Linked DNA regions of Homo sapiens: regions 2 and 3 are each linked to region 1. Evidence: chromatin contacts called from ENCODE Hi-C or POLR2A ChIA-PET data. All regions are on one chromosome and are shown on one strand. Each heading gives the region's core, a stretch centred on a gene start or an enhancer-like site at or near the end of the contact. The rest is flanking DNA. Distances are from core to core; before and after follow the strand shown. Region 1 overlaps LINC01449 (long intergenic non-protein coding RNA 1449). Region 2 has its middle 49 kb from the start of LINC01450. Region 3 has its middle 88 kb from the start of LINC01449.

What was found. A loop is a pair of places that touch in the nucleus more often than their neighbours do. ChIA-PET counts read pairs that join two places held with the same protein, here RNA polymerase II (POLR2A). Pooled maps may share reads with other maps.
Region 2: a map of mammary epithelial cell shows a loop between it and region 1 (4-fold over the local background). The contact joins two enhancer-like sites. A Hi-C loop is called at or near these places in 3 of 168 maps with a recorded cell type or tissue (PC-9, astrocyte of the cerebellum and mammary epithelial cell) and 1 of 50 pooled maps. POLR2A ChIA-PET finds 5 or more read pairs at or near these places in 2 of 52 experiments (BJ and PC-9).
Region 3: a map of mammary epithelial cell shows a loop between it and region 1 (7-fold over the local background). The contact joins two enhancer-like sites. A Hi-C loop is called at or near these places in 4 of 168 maps with a recorded cell type or tissue (Calu3, PC-3, PC-9 and 1 more) and 4 of 50 pooled maps. POLR2A ChIA-PET finds 5 or more read pairs at or near these places in 3 of 52 experiments (PC-3, PC-9 and Panc1).

The regions. Positions count from the first base shown.
Region 1 is chr7:41,105,814-41,109,067 of GRCh38, reverse strand. It overlaps LINC01449 (long intergenic non-protein coding RNA 1449), which reads right to left. Exons shown (of 6, transcript NR_110832.1): 2 at 1,145-1,209. It overlaps LOC105375241 (a long non-coding RNA gene), which reads left to right. Exons shown (of 4, transcript XR_927190.1): 4 at 1-200. Among named protein-coding and RNA genes, the nearest start is that of LINC01449, 5.8 kb to the right of the region's middle. RefSeq lists an enhancer at 559-1,758. Within about 2 kb of position 1,312, at least 4 of the 41 ENCODE cell types and tissues checked have a DNase peak (open chromatin) inside an H3K27ac peak, as active enhancers do; they include PC-3, PC-9 and mammary epithelial cell, where a contact is called at or near this core.
Region 2 is chr7:41,027,583-41,030,481 of GRCh38, reverse strand. It overlaps a transcript of SUGCT not described here. Among named protein-coding and RNA genes, the nearest start is that of LINC01450, 49 kb to the right of the region's middle. RefSeq lists an enhancer at 873-2,072. Within about 2 kb of position 1,326, at least 2 of the 41 ENCODE cell types and tissues checked have a DNase peak (open chromatin) inside an H3K27ac peak, as active enhancers do; they include mammary epithelial cell, where a contact is called at or near this core.
Region 3 is chr7:41,187,667-41,190,795 of GRCh38, reverse strand. No RefSeq gene overlaps it. Among named protein-coding and RNA genes, the nearest start is that of LINC01449, 88 kb to the right of the region's middle. Within about 2 kb of position 1,860, at least 6 of the 41 ENCODE cell types and tissues checked have a DNase peak (open chromatin) inside an H3K27ac peak, as active enhancers do; they include PC-3, PC-9 and mammary epithelial cell, where a contact is called at or near this core.

The DNA.
Region 1 (3,254 bases), core at 63-2,562:
TCAGCATTGACATCATCAAAGAAGAGAACATTTTGGTCTGCCCTGCAAAAACTGTCATATTACAGTATCACAGCATTCCTCAAAGTGCATTGTAGAGCATTGATTCTTTGAGGACATTAGTAGGTATTAGGGCAGGGAAATTATTGTGTGTTCAAATATATTTGAAATGTGAGAGTCAATAAACAAGATCCTTACTGTAAGATTTCTCAGAATATTTATATCCCAATGGGGATGTCCCCATTATCCAAGGACAATATCCCAATGGCCTTTGTGCATACATGTTGGAGCTCTAGCATGTAGCATTTCCAATTAGATTTGACCATGGCACTCTACTTTCATGTCCCATCTCCTAGTACTAGTGTGTCACTGAATGCACAGTAAGAAATGCTTGTATATGCACATAGAAGATTACATTATAGTCTTTTGTGCCATGTAGATATATAGATAAAACATATTTTAAAGATATATGCATGTGTAATTTCATTAGGATGAAATTATTTCATAACTGCAAAGAATTCAAGTTATTCATCCTTTGCTAATTGCCTTTGGCTTTAAGGCTTGTCAGAATTCTTCTGCTCATTAAATTCATAATCTCCTTCTGAGGGAGCGTTGAGGACGACTTCACTGGAGTGGCTCACCCACACACAGCCCCCAAATCAGGCTGTTCATCATCTGAGTGTTTTTCTTCAAGCACACAAAGAAACTATTTTCTTCTGGGTAGGGGCTTCCCCTGACCTCCCACCCACCCTGGTTAGGTAAAGAGTCATCCCCAAAGAGATGTGTCATTCTTGGAACAGAACATCCCTTGGCAAACATTCACTGAGTAATCATTCAACTAGAAGCATAAATCTACCCCGAGGGTCGGAAAAACCCATAGTGAAAGAGAATAATGGGCAAAGGGAATTGCATTCCAGGCTATTAAAATAGACACGGGCACTGAAGTGAATGTGCTGAAATGAAACAAAGGGAATTCTCCAAAATTCAAACATGGAACTCTGGGTGATAAACTCTCGACCTGGTCCTGATTAACTCTTAAGTCACTCAGAAGAGATCATCATTCCCTTTTACTCGGGACAGTATGGTGGTTGATCCACACTGGGCCATTTCCTGTTGACTTCAACACGGGGCTGATGGTAAAAACAACCTTTCTTCTTTTTCCCCTATCCTTTCTTCTCCACGCCCCTTCCATATGTGGCTATCATGTTGACCCTGCAAAAGATATTAGACAAAAAGTGAGTCAGAGCTCAGGATTCTCCGGTGAGTCAGAGCAGCCTACCTGCAGCCAGACAGGCCTGGGGCAGAGAGCAGCATTGGCACCAGCTCTGCTCTGTAGGTTGGAACGGGAGCTGAGAGAGCTGTACTTGCTGCAGAGGCTGGCGGGGAAGTTTCTGCTGGGTGGGCTAGGCACAGGTCCAACAGGGATCAACATGTTCTCGTCACGATTCAGACAGACGCCTGACACCAGGGGGGATCCAAGCTGGAGCTGCCCAACAGGTGGGCAGAGCATTGCTCAGAAATTCAGACTGGCCAGGGGCTTGATTTTCAAAGAGGCAGGATATGGAAGTGGTTGGAACATGGGCTTCTGGTCTCATTTCCATCCCTTGTAACTGTGATTGTGGACAAGTTACTCAACCTTCCTGAACCTTGGTTTCAGATAGTGTTACCGAGGCTCTTTTAAAGGATACAAGGAAATAAAATACCCAACATTTATTCAGCACCTACTATACTGTGCAAAAAGTCGGCTAGGCATGATTACATTTAATCCTCACAACAATCCTCTGGAAGAGGCCTTATTATTATCTCCATCTCTGAGGTGAGGAAGCTGATATTCAGGTCACCATCTAGTAAGTGATAAATCCAGACCTGAGTTCAAGGGCCAAAGTTTTAGCCAAATACTCTCACCAAATCCAACTCTTCTCTGGTAGTAGGATACTCCTACTGCTGGTAAGAGTAGGAATGACATTCTTAGCCCAAGTTCTTGATGGATAGTGCCAACGCTTGGAGTAGGGGAAAGGGCAAGGTGACAGCAAGGCTGTGGTCTTCTTAGTCCAAAGTCAGAGCTGAGAAACTCCTCAGCTTGTTAGAAAGGATGCCAAAATCTCACAGAAGGGACTTGAGAACAGAAAGGCATCCACAGAACTCTGGCTTCAAAGTGAGGCACCATGCAAGTGGGCAAAAAACAATGAAGAAGTGCAGGGATCAGCGCAAGGACATGACCCTGGATTAGCATCCAGCACAATCCAGAAAATCAGGAAAGAGTATGGCAGTCTGCTACATGGAAGGTGACTGTGTCCCAAAGACCACTGCAGGACTGCAAGAGGTTTAGGATAGGATGCGTGGGACAAAGACAGTCAGTGTTAGCTCAAGAAATGGAGCTATGGCTGGGCATGGTGGTTCACGCCCAGCACTTTGGGAGGCCAAGGCAGGCAGATCACTTGAGGTCAGGAGTTCATGACCAGCCTAACCAACAGGGTGAAACCCTATCTCTACTAAAAATACAAAAATTAGCTGGGTGTGGTGGCGTGTGCCTGTAATCCCAGCTACTCAGGAGGCTGAGGCAGAAGAATTGCTTGAACCTGGGACACAGATGTTGCAGTGAACCAAGATTGTACCACTGCACTCCAGCCTGGGTGACAGAGGAAGACTCTGTCTCAAAAAAAAAAAAAATGGAGCTACAAATTAAAACACAGACAGAAAGCCAAATGCTGCGTGTTCTCACTTATTAATGGGAGTTAAACATTGGGTACACATGGACATAAAGAGGGCAACAATAGACACTGGAGAAGGGGCGGTGGGAGGGAGGGTTGAAAAACTAACTATTGGATACTATGCTCACTACCTTGGTGACAGAGTCAATCATACCCCAAACCTCAGTATCATGCAATATACCAATGTAACAAACCTACACATGTACCCCCTGAATCTAAAATAAAAGCTGAAATTTTTTTTAAAGTGTTACACACAGTTGCTGGGAATGTAAATTAGTTCAGCCACTGTGGAAAGCAGTTTGGAGATTTCTCAAAGAACTTAAGACAGAGCTATCATTTGACCCAGCAATCCCATTACTAGGTATACATCCAAAAGAAAATAGATCATTCTATCAAAAAGACGCATGCACTTGTACATGTATTGCCATACTATTTGCAGTAGCAAAGACATGGAATCAACCTAAATGCCCATCCATGGACACTTGGATAAAGAAAATGTGGTACATACACACTATGGAATACTGCACAACCATAAAAAAGAATGAA
Region 2 (2,899 bases), core at 77-2,576, 79 kb after region 1:
TATAACCATCCTCTTTATGTGTATTTTCCAGACTGTATGTTATCACTGCCTTAATGGATGAGTCAAAAATCAGAAGGGTTAAATGAACTCCTAAAGGATGAAAGCCAGACTTTCCATTTCACCCACCATTTTTCAGAAAGTAAGGCTTCCAAATGAAACTCCATTTTGCCTACTCTCAGAAAAACCAAAAAAGCAGAAGATGGTGAATCACTGAAGATCTTAATAATGAAAAAAAAAAGCCTCTGGAAAACTTATGTCCACATAAAAACCTGCACATGGCAGTTTTATTCATAACTGACAAAAAGTGGTAGCCAAGATGTTTTAAATAGGCAAACAGCAAAACTGTGGCACGTGTATACAATGGTGTATTAATCAACAATAAAACAAGTGAGTTATCAGGCCATGAAAAGACATGGAGAAGCCTTAATGCATACTGTAAAGTAAAAGATGCTATTCTGAACAGGCTGCATTCTGTATGAGTCCAACTCTATAACATTGTGGAAAGGACAAAAGCTATAGAGATAATAAAAGGATCAGTGTTCTGCAGGAGTTGGGGAGGCGAGAGATGAGGGATGAACAGGTGAAGCCATGAGATTTTTAGGGCAGTTAAACTATTACTTATGATACTGCAATGATGGATACATGACATTATGTATTTGCCAAAACTCATAGAATATACAGCACAAAGAGTGAGCCTTAATGTAAACTATGGGCTCTGGTTAATAATAGTGTAATAATATTGGTTCATCAATTATAACAAATGTACCAAAATAATACATGTTAACAACAGGGAAAACTGGGGAGAGGACGGGGAAGGTATATGGGAACTCTCTGTACCTTTTCTTCTGAGCAATTTTTCTGAAAACCTAAAACTGCCGAAAGTAAAGTCTACTTGGAAAAAATAAAGTCTCTGGCATGGGTTTTTCCTAGAAGGAAGGCAAGGGAGTTTCAGTTGCTAGCAGTGGGCCTGGGAGACAAGGGGCTTTACAGGGTGTAGGAGGCTGTTTCATGGACATCCATCCATCCAGTCATGTGCCTGACCCCAGCCACAGAGGTGGAGGGGGTGTGACAACACTGCTGACTCAGGAGGTTCCAGAAGTTACATGCAGAATCTGGGGGTAGGCTCTCCCTTCTGACTTGGGGGTGTTCTGACTAATATGTGACTAAGAATTTTCAAGGAGACAAGATCGGATATAGCCGAGGCCCCATTGTCTTTATAAACAAGCAGCACTCACCTTGTAGAGTGTAACATTTAGAGAGTTCAGTGACTCATGCTCACGTCATGGAGTCTGCAGATGACTGAGTTTTCAGGTCATCGCACTGCATGTAGGCTGGCTTGCTGGGGAGTCCTCACGAGGGCTCCCACATCACTGAGGACATCAGGGGAGGAGGGCATGAGGAGAGGCTGACTAAGCCAGTCTTTGAGCATTCAGAACTGATCATCCTTTTATCTGTTGTCTGAAAGACATGCCAAAAATATGATTTTGGTGCCATCTTGTTCCCTAAAGCTCTTCTCTGGGGGTATATTAGAGAGAATTCCAATTAACACTGCCGAGAGCTGAACACTTAACACTTCAACAAGCCCATGAGGGAGGCACAATTGATATCCCAGTTTTGCAGATGTGAAGACTCAGGCTTACAGAGGTGAAATAGCATGCACTATAGTACCCAGCCAGAGCATACTGGCGTTGTCTGTCCCCAGAGCCAGAGAGCTGAATCATTTAGGTTCTGCCAAGAACTGCATGACAACATTTTAGTCAACAATGGACTGTACATAGAAAGGTGGTCCCATAAGATTACAATACCTTATTTTTACTGTATCACTTCTATGTTTATATACAAAAATGCTTATCATTATGTAACAATTGCCTACAGTACTCAGCACAATAACATGCTGTACAAGTTTGTAGCCTTGGAGTGATAGGTTATACCATAAAGCCTAGGTGTGTAGTGGGCTCTGCCTCCTAGGTTTGTGTAAGTGCACTCCGTGATGCTCCCACAGCGATGACTTTGCCTAACTATGCATTTCTCAGAATGGATCCCCAGTTGTTAAGCAACTCATGACTGTATGTTGCTTTCCAAATTGATCACTTGGGACGGCCAGTGATGCTGTTAGTCCTCTCAGGGATTATTTAGTGTTAGACAGAAACAATAAATTCTAGCGACTTTATTTCTTAAAGCCTTTCTTTGACCGCTCTTATTCCATGCTAGTTTTCTCAACATATCCAGGGTCTCAACTTCAGAAGAACTAAAACATTCCTTCTTTCTCTTGGCTTCTAGGTCTGCTGCTGTAATGCATGTTCCCTCTGCACTGATTTTGTGGATAGGATGTAGGGACCAGACGCTGGAGGCACTGCCTCAATACCTGCCTGCCTGAGTTAGGAATCATCCTTAGCACCCACCAAGGACTTCCTAAGTGCTGGACCCTGTGCTAAGCCTGTTTCCTGCATGATCATTAATCCTTAAAATCTATGAAGAAAATCCCAATATCTACCCATTTTACAGATGAGGAAAGCCAGTTTGGATGGGTTCATCAGCTTGCACAGAGGCAGAAGGTATGGCGTCTGCTGGGATGACATCTGTACTGTTTCGGATGCTTGGAGCCCCCGCATGTTGTGATAATGTGGTGATTACTCAGCTAACGTAGATCAAAGAGGAATTTAAAGTCTTTCATATCACAGACTCTTTGTGGTCTTTAGACGATCATTAAAAAATTAAATATGTCCCTGTTATGTCTATTTTCTCCTAATGTTTTCCTAATGGGAGTGTGAGACTTTTTTACATGAGACAACTGGTTTATATTCCCCAGGAGCCAAGTGGAATGCCATGAATGAGAATGTCATTGCCCTGAATACCTTCGATGCTCTCATAACCACAAACTGTAGTACATATAAAGTGG
Region 3 (3,129 bases), core at 611-3,110, 81 kb before region 1:
ATCCCACTTCAGGGCCTACCATAGTGAAGCACTGGCTCTTCCTTCCTCTTTTCTTGGAAGCAGGGCCAGCTACATGATTGCAGGACTCAAGGCAAAATGAAAATGCAGGACTCTTGCTCAAAAAAAGAAAAAACAAAAACAAAAACAGAAAATATGCCATTAAAGATACTAAATATGAAGCCTTTTCCTTTTTTCCATGATCTCTCTTGACTTGCCATGTTGTTATTTATTTGCTATTTAATGTAGTTCTAAAGTAAAGAAAAATTAAAAGTTTTAATTATGAGCATGAATTGTACCATTGTTCAGTGCAAGTTTTAGAGGCAAATATAAGAACATGTAACTCTTCTGCCGAATCACCAAAATTACACAATTCATAAATTCACGTTCTGTACCTTGTATGCGCATATGTATTTCATTCTCACCAGAACAGTGTGAACGCCACACAACACTAACTCAACTCTTTTTTATTTCTTTATATTTGCACATTTTACCGATGCTTTCTACATTTGGCTTGTTGATGTGCTTTCTAAAAACAGAAAGAAAAAAGATCTGTAGGTTTCCCTATTTTTCCCTTTCCTTCAATGTCATCGTTTTCCATGTAATTGGTTGGTTATTACAAGGAAGTGACAGGAGTGAGAAAGGATACTTTAAGATCCCTTGGTTGTTTGTGTTTCTTAGAATGCTGTTGCCTTCTTTCTTGTTTGAACAGGAAGCATGACCACTTAGTCATAAACATGACACATTTCCCTTGTACTCGCCATGAGCCTCACTGAACTCCCACACATTGTGGGTCCACTGGAATTCTGTGTTCATGGGGCAACCAAATGCTCTAGGCAAATGGGGTGATATGGAACTTGCCTGCATGCTCCATTGTCCCCTTGGACTTTGCTTCCAAGACAGCTCAAGGTTGACAACAGGGCAGGGTGAGAAGGGCATGCAAAAGATGGTGGTGTGGGGTGGGCAGGGAAAGAAGGCCCAAGACTAAGCCAGTTGTTTGAAATTCTCTATATTCTTTCTTCATTTTGTCCATTTTTTTCTGTTTTTTTCATTTTTCAATGGAGATGGAAAGCACCCAGTTCTGCTTTCCCCCAGAATCACCCTGTTTGTAAGCAGCCTGGAATGGTCACTAGAAGCTGCTACCTTTTGCCTGTTTTCTAGCTAAGATCAGTAAGGAGAGGTGGTCTCAAGGCTGATAGAGATGGCCACTGAGGGAGCTGGCTGCTACCTGTGGTCTTATACACAAGACTTTTGCCCTCCATAGAACCACACATCTTCACTTAATGTTTTAAACTTTTTTTTTCAGGTCACATGAATTTAGGCATTAAATAAATTATTAGACTAGCAAACATCAGAACCTTTTTTTTTCTAAGAACGACAATAGAAAAGGCTCTTGTAGTTAACACTCTTAAATACAGAGGTATTTTAAATTAAAGATTTTTTTTAAAAAAGAACAGCCTTGTCTTATAAATAATAATGATTGATAATTATTCCTCAACGAAACTAAAGAAATGGTGTGTCTTCTATGCATAAAAAAACTAGTCTACTTGCACAAATATCATTAGACAAGAAATAATTTTATTATTTAAACATTATATTAAGAAAATCTTTTTAAAAAATTTTCACTATACGTTACATCACATAAAAATGTAAGGTAGCATGTGTGAACTGTTTAAAGAGCTTGTTAAAGATTCTTATAATAAGAAAGGCTGGGAAAAGTAGAGTCATATCTTATCAAAACAATCTAAGAATCTTAAGAATGCTGCTTTTCTAGTAATACATAAATATACACGAACATGAGCAAGAATCCAAGTAAAGAAACAGTTCTTATTCATAGGATTGACAGTTTTATTATTACACCAGCCTGAAATAACATATAATGGTGTGTGAGTGTGCACTGGAGTTTCTAAAAGCAGCTTTTCAGATAGGCTTAATGTGAGAAGGGTTCAACTTTCTTCTTTGAATTCTGGAGGATGGGGTCTCCTGGGGATAAAGGGGAAAAGGGGAGATAAACTTTTAATGCAATCTCTATTCTTGCCACGATTTATTTTATTTATTTGTTCAGCAATATTTATTGTGCAGTCACCACATGCCAGGCTCTGTAGATACAATGGGGACCTTGACAAATACACTCTTTGCCTTTCGGAAGCTCAGAGCACAGTCAAGAAACAGAGTATTAGCAGAGAACATTACTGGGAAACAAGGGATTTTGCAACTCTTGGTAGGGGAACCTAACACGACCACAGTGGGGAGCAGAAAAGAGCTTTAAAACTAAGAGCCCAGGGGTGTGTAAGGCATAGCCAGGTCAAGAATGGAGGAATGAAGAATGCTGAATCAGAGGGAATCCTGAGAAATTCCTTCTGGAACCTGGCTTCCTTAACTCTTATTAACCACGTGCTAAGACTCCTTTTATATGGTTGTGGGATGATTGGCTGCAATAGCACAAATTTATGGAACTAAAAAAACAAGTGTTTGGTGTAATACTGTAAGTGTTGGTTTGAATTTTGGATGCGTATGATTAATGAATGAGGCTGAATGAGACATGTAAGCCAGCTGGGCACACCTTGGTGGGGACCAATAGGAATGACAGCTACGCCTGATGGGGGCAGGAAGGGAAGCGCAGAGTTTCTTCTTTCGGCCACGCCTTCTGACTCCAGTGAATGCCTCCTTAAGGGGTGAGGAAGCTGTCAAGAAAATAAGCATATTGGCTGGCTCGGTGGCTCAAGCCTGTAATCCCAGCACTTTGGGAGGCCGAGGTGGGCGGATCACGAGGTCAGGAGATCGAGACCACCCTGGCTAACACAGCGAAACCCCGTCTCTACTAAAAATACAAAAAAATAGCCGGGCGTGGTGGCGGGCGCCTGTAGTCCCAGCTACTCAGGAGGCTGAGGCAGGAGAATGGCGTCAACCCGGGAGGCGGAGCTTGCAGTGAACTGAGATCAGACCACTGCACTCCAGCCTGGGCGACAGAGCGAGACTCTGTCTCATTAAAAAAAAAAAAAGAAAGAAAGAAAAAGAAAGTATTCATATTTATTTGGGTTAAGCCTAAACGTGTGTTTCTTGGTATTTCTTGGCGTTACAGCTAAAATAACCTAAAACACATCTGTATTGAGGTCTGTGACCCAAGTGCCA